2 separate regions of the Homo sapiens genome follow, and region 1 is linked to region 2. A link is an interaction called in ENCODE POLR2A ChIA-PET data of the cell type or tissue named here. Cell type or tissue: HepG2. All regions are shown on one strand. Each heading gives the region's core, and the rest is flanking DNA. Links, peaks and the distances in the headings are about the cores only.

Region 1 (5,366 bases), core at 249-5,248, 68 kb before region 2:
CCATGTTAAATTACAAAAGATGTTCTTCATAGAAATACAAAAAAAAACCAGCCTAAAATTCACATGGAAATGCAAAATATCTTCAGATAAACAAAAGAATGTTGAATAAAAAGAAAAAAGCTGGAGGCATCACACTGATTTCAAAATATACTACAAATCTATAGTAACCAAAACAGCATGGTACTGGCAAGAAAAGGGGGGGGGGCGGGGAGAGACAGAGAGACAGACATAGACAAATGACAGACAGACACACATAGACAAATGAAACAGAATAGAGAACTGAGAAATAAATTCACACATTTACAGTCAACTCAATTTTAACAAAGGCACCAAGAACACACATTCAGGAAGGACAATCTCTTCAATAAACTGTGCTAGGAAAACCCAACACCCACAGGTAGAAGAATAAATCTAGACTGTTATCTTACCATGTAAGAAAATCAACTCAAAATAAAGATTTAAATATAGGATCTGAAACTATGAAACTACTAGAGAAAAAAACATAGGAAAAATACTTTAGGAAATTGGTTAGGACAAGGAATTTTCAAATAGACATCAAAAGCACAAGCAGAAAAAGCAAAAATAGACAAATGGAATTACATTAAACTTCAAAACTTCTGCAAAGCAGAGGATGCAATCCATAGAATGAAGAAATAATCCAGAGAATGGAAGTATTTGCAAACTATGCATCAGGCGAGGGGTTAATACACAAAATATATAAAGAAGACAAGAACTACTCAAAAACAAAAATGCAAATAATCTGATTTAAAAATCAGAAAAAGATCTACCCAAAAGCTTTCTCCCCCATCATTATTTCCCTGCCTTCTTTTCCTGACCGCCTTCGGACCCCTCCCTCTCGCCATCCTTTTTCTTCCTCCATCTACCCCAAAACTTCTTCCCCATCATTTTTTCCCCACCGTCTTTTCACAACACCTTCTCTACTCTCCCACTCACCACTCTTTTCCCCATCTACCCAAAAACTTCCCCACAGTTTTTACCCACCCTCTTTTTCCCCCTTCCGCTCTCATTAGCCTTTTGCTCCTCCATCATCCCAAAAACATTTCCCTCCATCTTTTCCCAAAGCCTTTTTCCTACTCCTGCTACTCACCACCCTCTTTGCCCCCTCCATCTACCCAAAAACTGTTTCCCCATCGTCTTTTTTCCCCTCCTTGCTACGCTCTTTTCCATCTATCCAAAAACGTTTCCCCACTGTCTTTTCATAAAGCCTTCTCCCCACTTCGGCTCGCCACCCTCTTCCCCCCTCCATCTACCCCCCAAATTTTTCCCCACTGTCTTTTCACAAAGCCCTTCCTCCTTCCCGCTCGCCCTCTTCTTTCCCCTAGCCTGCTTGCCACCCTCTTTTTGCCCTCCATCTACCCCAAAACTATTTTCCCCATCATCTTTTTCCCAATCCTCTTCCCTACCTCCCTCTCGCCACCCTCTCTTCTCCTCCCACTTGCCACTTTTTCCCCTCCATCTGCCCAAAAGCTTTTTACCCACGTTTTTTGTTTCTGCACCATCTTTCTTTTCTGTCTTCCTTCTTTTCGCAGAACCTTCTCTCCCTCCCTCTCACCACCCCTTTTCCTTCTCCCGCTTGTCACCCTCTTTTCCCCCTCCATCTACCCAAAAACATTTTCCTCCATGGTCTTTTTGGAAAACCTTGTCTCCCTCGCTCACCACTCTTGCCCCCTCCTACTCACCACCCTCTTTTCCCCCTCCATCTACCCAAAAACCTTTTTCTTGTCTTTCCCCCCTCACCATCTTTTCACAAAGCCTTCTCCCCGCTCCTGCTCAACAACCTCTTTTCCCCACTCCCGCCCCTCTCCCACACGCCACCCTCTTTTCACCCTCCATCTGCCCCCCAAAACTATTTTTCCGTCGTTTTCCCAACCCTCCTTCCCCCCTCCTGCTTGTCACCCTCTTTTCCCCCTCCATCTACCCAAAAACTTTTCCCCCACTCTTTTCCCCACCATCTTTTATGGCTCCTGCTTGCCACCCTCTTTTCCCCTTCTATCTACCCAAAAACTTTTCTCCCCACTCTCTTTTCGCAAAACTTCCTCTCCCTCTTGCTCGCCCCCGTGTTTTCCCCCCTTTACTACTCTCTCTGTACTCCTTCCACCTGCCACTCTCTTTTCTCCCTCCATTTACCCAAAAACTATTTTCTCCTTCTTAATGCTCAGGCGGGGCTGCAGTCTTCATTACAGCCACCAATCGCAGAGAGGCCAGCCGAGGTGCCAAGAGCTCCAGCCTCCAGCTTGGGACAGGGGTCTTCCCCTTCTCTTCCTCCTTTAAGCCGGGCACTGAGCAGCTCCTGCACTGTGGGCCACCCTCCTACTACTCCGGTGGCTCTTCAGTCTCCGTGGCAGCAACCACCAACCACAGCAGTGAGGTGAGCCGTGGTGCCTTAGGCCAGAGTGAGGGAGGTGTCTTTCCTTTCGCCTCTTCCTCCTCTAAGCCGGGCAAGAGCCGCTGAGGAGGCAAACACTAAAGAATCTGCAATGGCCTGACGTCCCCTCAGCATACTTTATATAGGGAAGTTACACCACTGGGTCCTGAACTACATGTTCTGATTGGATGGGAGAAAAACCTCTAGGCCTACTCTGATTGGACTTTATTATCATGTTCTGATTGGATGAGAGCAATTCTTAAGGCAACCAATCAGAACATGACAATAAAGTCCAATCAGAGTAGGCCTAGACGTTTTCTCTCATCCAATCAGAATATGTAGTCCAGGCACTCAGTTGCAAAACCTCCCTATATAAAGCCGGCTGAGGGGGCAAGGAATCAGGCCATTACCGGGCTCTCCTGTGTCTGCATACCCTGATGTTCGGTGCCCAGCTTAGAGAAGGAGAAGGGTAAGACGCCTGCTGGATGCGGTAGGCTTGAGCGTGTGGCAACGTGTTTCGCTTAGCTGAGGTTGGTGGTGGCCATGGAGACTGCAGCGGGGAGAGCGGTAGGAGGGCAGCCCACAGTGGGAGTATGGCCAGAGTGGTAGAAAAGGAAGCAGGGTAGGTGTGGTATCTGGGTCTGCACTGCTCTCCACGGGGGCACGTTGGGCATGCTATCCCAGGTTGCATTGCCTGGGCGGGTTCCGTACAGTATGCATGGTGCCTCCATTTATCCATCTTTACAAGGGGAACAGTACTAAGGTTTTCTTTTTCTTCTCAGTTGACTGAATTATTTCCCTAGTCTGTCTTCTTGCCACTCTTGATGCTCATATGAGAGGACCTAAGGTAATTCCTGACAACCTGGGACTCCTTAGGAAAAACAGAAGGTGCCATAGACTCCATTTTAGGAGAAACGTCTGTTTTCCTTATGGAACTTCAAGAAGTGTAAGCAGACAGGTCCCTCTCAAAATCTAAGGCTCTACTCTGTTTTGCCTTGCTTTATCTGACCTTTTTGATTTGGGTGGGCATCAGAAATTAGTAGGGGAGAGAGATCTAAAAAAAGTTGTGGAAACTGGGCATGGTGGCTCATGCCTGTAATTCCAGCACTTTGGGAGGCCGAGGCAGGCGGATCACCTGAGGTCAGGAGTTCGAGACCAGCCTGTCCAACATGGAGAAACCCCGTCTCTACTAAAAATAGAAAATTAGCCAGGTGTTGTGGCACATGCCTGTAATCCCAGCTACTTGGGAGGCTGCGGCAGGAGAATTGCTTGAACCCGGGAGGCAGAGGTTGTGGTGAGCACAGATCACACCATTGCACTCCAGCCTGGGCAACAAGAGCAAAACCCCATCTCCAAAAAAAAAAAAAAAAAAAAGAAGAAAAGAAAAAGTTGTGGATATGAAGATATATTTATGTAAGATAGGTTATGAAGGAAAGAAATTTTATGTGAGAGAGCATCTTGTATGGCAAATTCTTGTCCTAAAGTAGAATGACTAGGAAAGAGCAAAATATAGGACAAGTCAGAAAGTCATAAGATGGGAAAGAAAAACTTACAACTGCTAGATCTTCTCCTGTCTAGAAGTGTTGTGTGTGTGATGCTTATATGAAGGTACTCTAATTAATTGGATTAAGAGAAAATGAAACCTCTTAAATATGTTGTCAGAAGAATAGACACTCTCATGCCTTTTATTTCACATGACTTCAGTAATCTTTGGGAAATACAGTTTTAAAATTATTGGTAAAAAAGTCTTTAAAATTTAGACATTTGTTCTAAATTAAGTCAGAGGTTAAATTGGCTAAGTGCTTTAATGTCATAAACTGCTTCTTTGACTTTGGAAAATTATCTAGTTTACCTGGTTTGGAGCCATTCATTAGATTTCTAGGTGAGGCCTGGGAACAGGTGGAGTGAGCCATGTCTCCTAGCTATGCTGGAAAGAGACTTTATCTGCAGTTCTGTCTTGTATCCTAGACTCTGCACCTGGTAGGTAATTAAAACTGCTTACACTGAAAAGAAACAGTACGTGGTTTTGATTTTTAAAAGGCATGGGAATATGGTTTTTTTTTAATTGTTTTGTCTAATTTAGAAAATTTAAATGACCTCAAGGTCACCTCAGGCCTCATCCCTCTATCCCCCCTTGCGATACCAGATCCAGAAGAGGCATTTGCATGGCAGCCACCCAGAGCTTCCACCTCCAAAGCTGGCAAGGGCAGGATGGTAACTGGGAGGGAAAGGGGGCAGGTGCTGGTTCAAGGAGTCTAAATCGCAAGTGCTGAGCAAACAGAAGACATTCCTGCAACTTTACCTGCAGCGCACGAGGTGACCCAGCAGTTCAACAAACTGCTAAGGACCTGAAAATAGCACTTGAGCCTGGGCCACTTGCTGGGCCTGCAGCCACTCCAGGGTCAGGCCCTGAGTCCTGGCACTCTGGATGCACCCCACCGTGCTGGGGAGAGATGCTGGGCTGGGAGGGGCCTGGAGCCTTGCCTGGGGTATCACTTTTGCAAATTCATTTTGTTCAGCAGTGTAGGATGGCCGCTCAGGCCCAGGCCCTGGCCTGGGTTGGCATTAGTGCAGCTGTGCTGGAGCGGGTACAGAGCTTTGGGAGTTCTCTGTTTCTGGGCACGCTTTGGCTTGTACAGCTTGGCCGCCTTCTTGTTCTGGGTGATCCTGAGCTTGGTCTACTTGAAGGATTCCAGGTGCTTCCTCATAGACCTGTGGAAGATATCTCGGTCCTGCTTCTTGTCCTCAGCTGGTGTGGCTGTAGCGATGCATATACTCCTTCCCCAGCTTGCACAGGTATTGCTGCAGCATGTGGTGCATGACCGTGTCCTCCCCGTACCGAATGCTCTGCCATGCTGCTCCAGGGACTGAATGTCTAGACAGACGGTGCTGATGTTCTCCCTCAGGTGGTAGGAGACAGAGGCCACCATGGTGGACGATCGTGGTGTGAAGTCCACGTTTACCACGTTATCAGTACTTG
Region 2 (5,305 bases), core at 306-5,305:
AGAGGCTCCAGCGAGGGCACCAGTGCCTGCAGCCTCATCTCCCTCCCCGCTCCCTGGTGCTGCCTTACCTAGGTGCTAAGTATTCCATCACCAGGCATCTGTTATGTCAGGATCCCCCTTCCCCATGTCTTCTTGAGCCTCTCCCCAGTCCCTGATGCCCACAGGATCATGACACTGACCATGCTCATCCATGGCCAGGGGCTCCCAGAGTTCACCCCTGTACCCCTGGGGCCCAGGTCCTGCCTGGCACCATGGGCGTCTTGTAGTCAGATGGGAGGATGAGGCTGATGTGCTGGGTGGGCTCTGCCTAGGGAACAGGCAGGGTCATTCCTGCCCTCACATGCCCACAGCAAAGGTGTGGTGGAAAGCGGGACCTGTGGGGCAGGGCCCAGTCAGCCAGTGGCGAGCCAGGACTCTCGGGGTTCAGCAGGGGGTAGTGGACAGCCCAAGCTGCTTCTCTTAGAATGGCTGTGGCTTCACAAGTGATGAGAAGAGCATGCGCTTGATTTCAGATCCCCATTACAAGCTCATAATGAATGAGTCACAGGAGAAAGGTGAGACTTGGGCCCTTTCGTGCCTGATGGGAAGCTCCTGCCACCCCGGGGAGCCCCTCCAGACTGTCCTTGCCCACCTGGCTGCACTGGCCTCTGTATGCCAACCCAGTGAGGACAGGTTCTGAGGGACCTGGACAGATGCTGCTGCCCCTAGCCATGGCTGGACGATGTTATACAGCCAAGCACAGCACGTGCTGCTCTCAGGAAGCCCAAGGGCTGTGGTCAGTGCAGTGGTGATGGTGGGCACAGGGTGCTTCCCAGACCTTCCCTCCTCCAAGCAGAGCTCCTGAAATGGGAGGGGACTCTGGGACAGCCCCTACCCTGCTGGGTCTTTGCCTCAGATTGCTGCTGTGGCTGGGCCTAGGATCTCCAGCCTTGTGGCTCTGATTCCTGATACGCTGGGAGAAGGGCTCCGGGCACACCCCATCCAGGGATTCCTTCCTGCCATCTCAGCAACAACTGTGGGGATGGGGGTGGGGGGAGTAACCAGAGTCCTGCTTCCCTGCCACTTGTCCAAGGCACTTCCCCATCCCAATGGTGGCCCCCACCCAGCCCAGGATTCTGGTTGAGTTCTTGAGCTCACTCTATTACCTTTGGGGCCGGGGCTGACATCAGGAGGACATCTGACTGGTGAATGGGACCAGCCTGGGAACATCCCAGCTGGGGCATTGTCCAGGGCTCTCCCTTCTAGGGAGACACAGAGAATGGGATTGAGTGAAGGCCCTTCCCTAGCTGCGGTGGCAACTCCAGTGAGCTGTTCTGGGCAAAGTGTGGCCCTGCAGTGCTGGGGACCCTGACAGGACACGGGAAGAGGCCATGCTCTCCCTCCGGACCTGCTGCTCCATGGGTCCCAAGCCCTCCCGCTTTCTGGATGGCCCCTCAGGAAACAACCTTTCCGGGGCCTCTGCTCCCTTGGGCGCGCGGTGGGTCTGGGGCTGCCTCAGTGGAGTGTGGGTAGAGCAGGGAGGACACAGGCCTGCAGGCAGACGGAGGGCTTCTCCCTCAGGCAGGTGTGCGGGTGGCAACTTCCAGCCTGTCAACTCCACCTCGAATTAAATGGTGTCAGGTGAGCAGGCTGGTGTCCTCCATGTGCTCACAGGGGCAAGTGCCCCACAGGGACCCCAGCCTGGGTGGTCACTAGAGGTGCTGACCAGGGAGCTGAAAGTCCTCTGCTGGGCCAACCTCAAGGATTTGGGGGTGAACGGGCAGCTGAAGGGAGCCCTGTAAGCTGAAACCACCAGGAGGGGCCTAGGGTGGGGTGGGCAGGACTGGGGGCCAGTCACAGGGGCTGTCAACGCAGGGCAGCAAGGCCTCATGGCAGGCACCCCAAGCCAGCACAGCAAGCGGTCAGAAGGGGCCTCCTTGGGTGGCCTTCTAGGGGGAAGGACGTACACTGGCTGCCTGGCAGAGGCCCTGCTTGGCCCACGTCCCCCTCCACAAGCAGACAGGATACAGGAGGGATGGCACTGCCCACGGAGCCCTGGGCTCATGGCATCTTCTGCAGAGTGAGCGGGGAGTGGCTCGAGACCAGGCATCTTCCTTGGCCCCAACCCTGGCCCCTATTGTTCCTGTGATGAGCCCAGGCGTGCCATGGGCGTTGTCCTTGCAGAGGAAACCCATGCAGGCTTAGTCCCAGGCCTCGCATGCAGTTTTATTTTACCCAAAACAGAGCCAGCTTCCACTATATTGACTGTTCTAGAATGTTCACAGGCACCACCCATGGGCTTCATCCTCAGAACCTCATTTATTCCTCCTAGAACCCTCCAAGGCAGGCTTCCCTTTACAGAGGAGGCAACTGAGGCAGGGGCTTCTTGGGCACACACAGCTGATCCTGAAAGACTTGGGCAGCGGCTGTTGGTGCCTGCAGTGACTGGCCCTGTCGGGTCTGACCTGCAGCCAACTCTCAAGGAAAGGACAGGCCCCAGCCGGTTCCTTCAAGAAACAAGACTCTAAAGCACTGGGGTACTCTAAGGTACCCCAGAAGGCAGACCTTGAGGAGGAGCCACTGCTTCACAACAGCAAGCTGGACAAAGTTCCTGGGGTGCAAGGGCAGTCCAAGTAAGGTTTGCCTGCACCCTAAGGGCCCCAGGACCACATTTACTAGGCTCCCACACTGCAGTCAGCAAACTGCTGTGTCCCTTGCTCTAGGATCCTGTCTCCAGGGCTCATGAAAGCAGACAATGGCCACGCTCTGTCCACACTCTGTCCATTGGGTGGGCGCTGTCTTCCTCCCCTCCCCTGGAGTCCTGCAGATTACCTGTGCTGACCTGAGCCCACAAGAGGGGGCAGCAACAGCCCCTAAACCACTTTCTCAGAGAAAAGAAAACAAAGTAATCTTTTTACCAAGAAAAGTGAGTTGTGTTCCTGGGCCTGATTAGAATGGAGCTGGTCAGTGCCTGCTGCCCCTGGCCACAGCCTGCCTTTGGAGGGGACTAGGAGAGCAGGACCAGGCTCTGGTACTCCCCGAGTTGCCGGGCTGCCCTGAGACATTGCAGAGTGCACATTTTGAGCGGTGCAACCAGCAGGACAGGCTCCTGCATCTCTGCACGTCCCCTGAGACCAGCCCTGAAGCAAGAAGCCCCACTGGGTATAGGGTCCTGACTAAGGGCAGCCTGGCAGCTAGCTGGTCACCCACTGAAGCACATCTGACCCTCAGGGCACCTTCAGAGGGGAGGAAGGGACAGACCCCAGTCCGAGACCCCCATCTGGCACCCAGAGCACTCTGGTCAGTGGGAGAAGGGAGCCAGGCCCTGTTCCCCACACTGGCCTGGGCACTGCCTGGGGGAAGTATGCTGCCTGGATGCTCAGACCCACCTGGGCAGGTCATTTCTGGCTACTGTAATGACTTTCAGAGACAGGGAAGCAGAGGCCTCTAACGCCAGGGCTTTCTGTTGGGTGGGCAGCCAGCACAGGGACAGGCAGATGATGGCACTCCCCGATGATCCTGTCCCCACACCTGCGAAAGCCCACCACACTTCAGCAGTGTAAGTGGTCATCCACCAGCTGTGGAATACCAACCTTCTGCAGGCCCAAGAGGTGAGGCCCTGGGTGGTGGGGATGGCCCTGGGCAGCCTGGTGCCACCGCAGGCCCCACCACACCCCTGCCCCTGCCTTTCAGCTGCAGCACCTCAAGTCCCTCCTGGAAGGGAGGCAGAGGCCCCAGGCAGCCCCAAGGCTGACAGCATCCTGACAGGACAGCGAGCCCAGATTCATGGAGAAGGGGACACAGTGATGAACAACTGACAAACACAGGAATAATAAATTTATTATAATCACAGATGGTGGGGTAGTGCACATAAAAAGGGGGGACCTCTTCTCACCAGAGGGTGCTGGCCGGTGCCCAGAGTGGCAGGCAACATAGGGAGGCGCTCCCTGCATGGCCCGGCCCGCTGCCAGGCCCGCTGTCTCTGGGTGCTCAGTGTGTGGTGCTCTGAGGACACGGGTCCTGAGGGCCTTGCTCTTCATCCTTCACAGTGGGGACACGGCCCTCATGCCAGCGGCACAGGGGTGCCGGCAGCAGGATCCCTGACGCCCCTGCTCCCTGGGTGCCCCACGGTGCTCAGCAGGAATGCCGTGAGGGCTGAGGCCCAGCTGGTGGCGGGGAGCCAGCAGCACCTATGGGCCAGCCCTCCCTCCAAAAGGCAGCCTGTGCCCTGGACTTGCAGGCTTCCTCGGGGGGTGCTCCACCTGCCCAAAGCAGCATAGCCTGAACCCAAAACTGTGACCAGAGAATCCCATGTGTGTTTTAAGGGTTTCCTATGTCCTCTGTGTTCTATAGGAACGAGTAGGGGTGCGTCTAGCACACACGAGACGCTCTAACAACACCCTGAGTGCACCCTCACGCTGCTGAGATGGACCTGGACCGTGGACAGGCCACGGTGAGAGCAGCCTGAGGATCGCATCTGGCTCCTGGGAGGAAGTCACATGGAGGGCCTTCTCTAAGAAGTCGGCCAACGCCCCCCAAGCAACCCGCTCCACTGCGCCTATCCCAGTTCTGTACAGGTGTGGGATTTCGTTTGGCAGGTCCCCAAGGCAGAAGATAAAAGCAGGAAAGCTAACCTAACCCCAGGCTCTCTAAGGAAGCCAACACCTAGAAGTGTCTGACAGGAGGCGTGTGTCCTTGGCCCCGATGAGGCTGCGGGCCATCCCTGCAGTCTTGGCTAGGCGGCTGAGAGGCAGGCCTGGTGGACGCTCTGGGCCCAGGTGTTGAGCAAGGCGGTGACCGAGTGCTTGTCCGGGAGCTGCAGCAGCCTGGAGGTCATGCAGCGGTGCACCGACTGGAGGAAGGGGTTGGCGTCTGCAACAGAGCAGTGGGCGTGAACCTAAGGCGGCCGGCGCTGCGCTCGCTCCTGGCACACCCGGCAGTGCTCTGGGAAGGGGTAGCCCCAGGCGCGGGCCGAAGCACCAGGAGGTGATGTGTCCTGCACGCTGCCCGGCCTTTGGGCTCTCCTCCCAGAGCCTCATCGTCAGTGAGAACCAAATCTGAACAGGATCTAGGGCTCTGCCTCTAACAACCTTGGGGACCCAGCCTGGCTCTACTGTGTGCCAGCTCTGCTGTGTGCCAGCTCTGCTGTGTGCCAGCTCTGGGCTCAGAGACTGCCCCCTGCCACCGTGGTTCTCTCTGGAGCCACAGCACCCAGATTGGGCCCTGTGTGCCCAAGCTACCAGTGGAACCTGGCAGCCCTGCCAAGGTAGTGGCCTCTGGGAAGCTAGTGGCCTCTGGGAAGAGCGGGGACTGTCCCTGAGCCATG

What was found. ChIA-PET counts read pairs that join two places held together with the same protein. Peaks named below come from ENCODE experiments on the same cell type or tissue, not always from the same donor. Only the 100,000 strongest peaks of a DNase experiment are listed, where the experiment ranks them.
Region 1: POLR2A ChIA-PET joins it to region 2 with 7 read pairs; 4 of 35 experiments call an interaction of 5 or more read pairs at or near these places.

Annotation. Positions count from the first base shown.
Region 1 is chr22:20,654,353-20,659,718 of GRCh38, reverse strand. It overlaps the pseudogene SLC9A3P2. Among named protein-coding and RNA genes, the nearest start is that of SERPIND1, 120 kb to the left of the region's middle. RefSeq lists enhancers at 4,325-4,953, 4,954-5,366. In HepG2, for the core only: no CTCF peak of the experiment used is centred there; a DNase peak (open chromatin) is centred at 2,618; H3K27me3 peaks cover 793 bases.
Region 2 is chr22:20,586,114-20,591,418 of GRCh38, reverse strand. It overlaps MED15 (mediator complex subunit 15), which reads right to left. Exons shown (of 18, transcript NM_001003891.3): 18 at 3,800-4,851. The coding sequence ends at 4,715. LOC124905084 (a long non-coding RNA gene) reads left to right here and starts at 2,525. Exons shown (of 3, transcript XR_007068013.1): 1 at 2,525-2,612; 2 at 3,458-3,590; 3 at 3,673-3,831. It also overlaps the pseudogene CCDC74BP1. In HepG2, for the core only: a CTCF peak has its summit at 2,824; no DNase peak of the experiment used is centred there.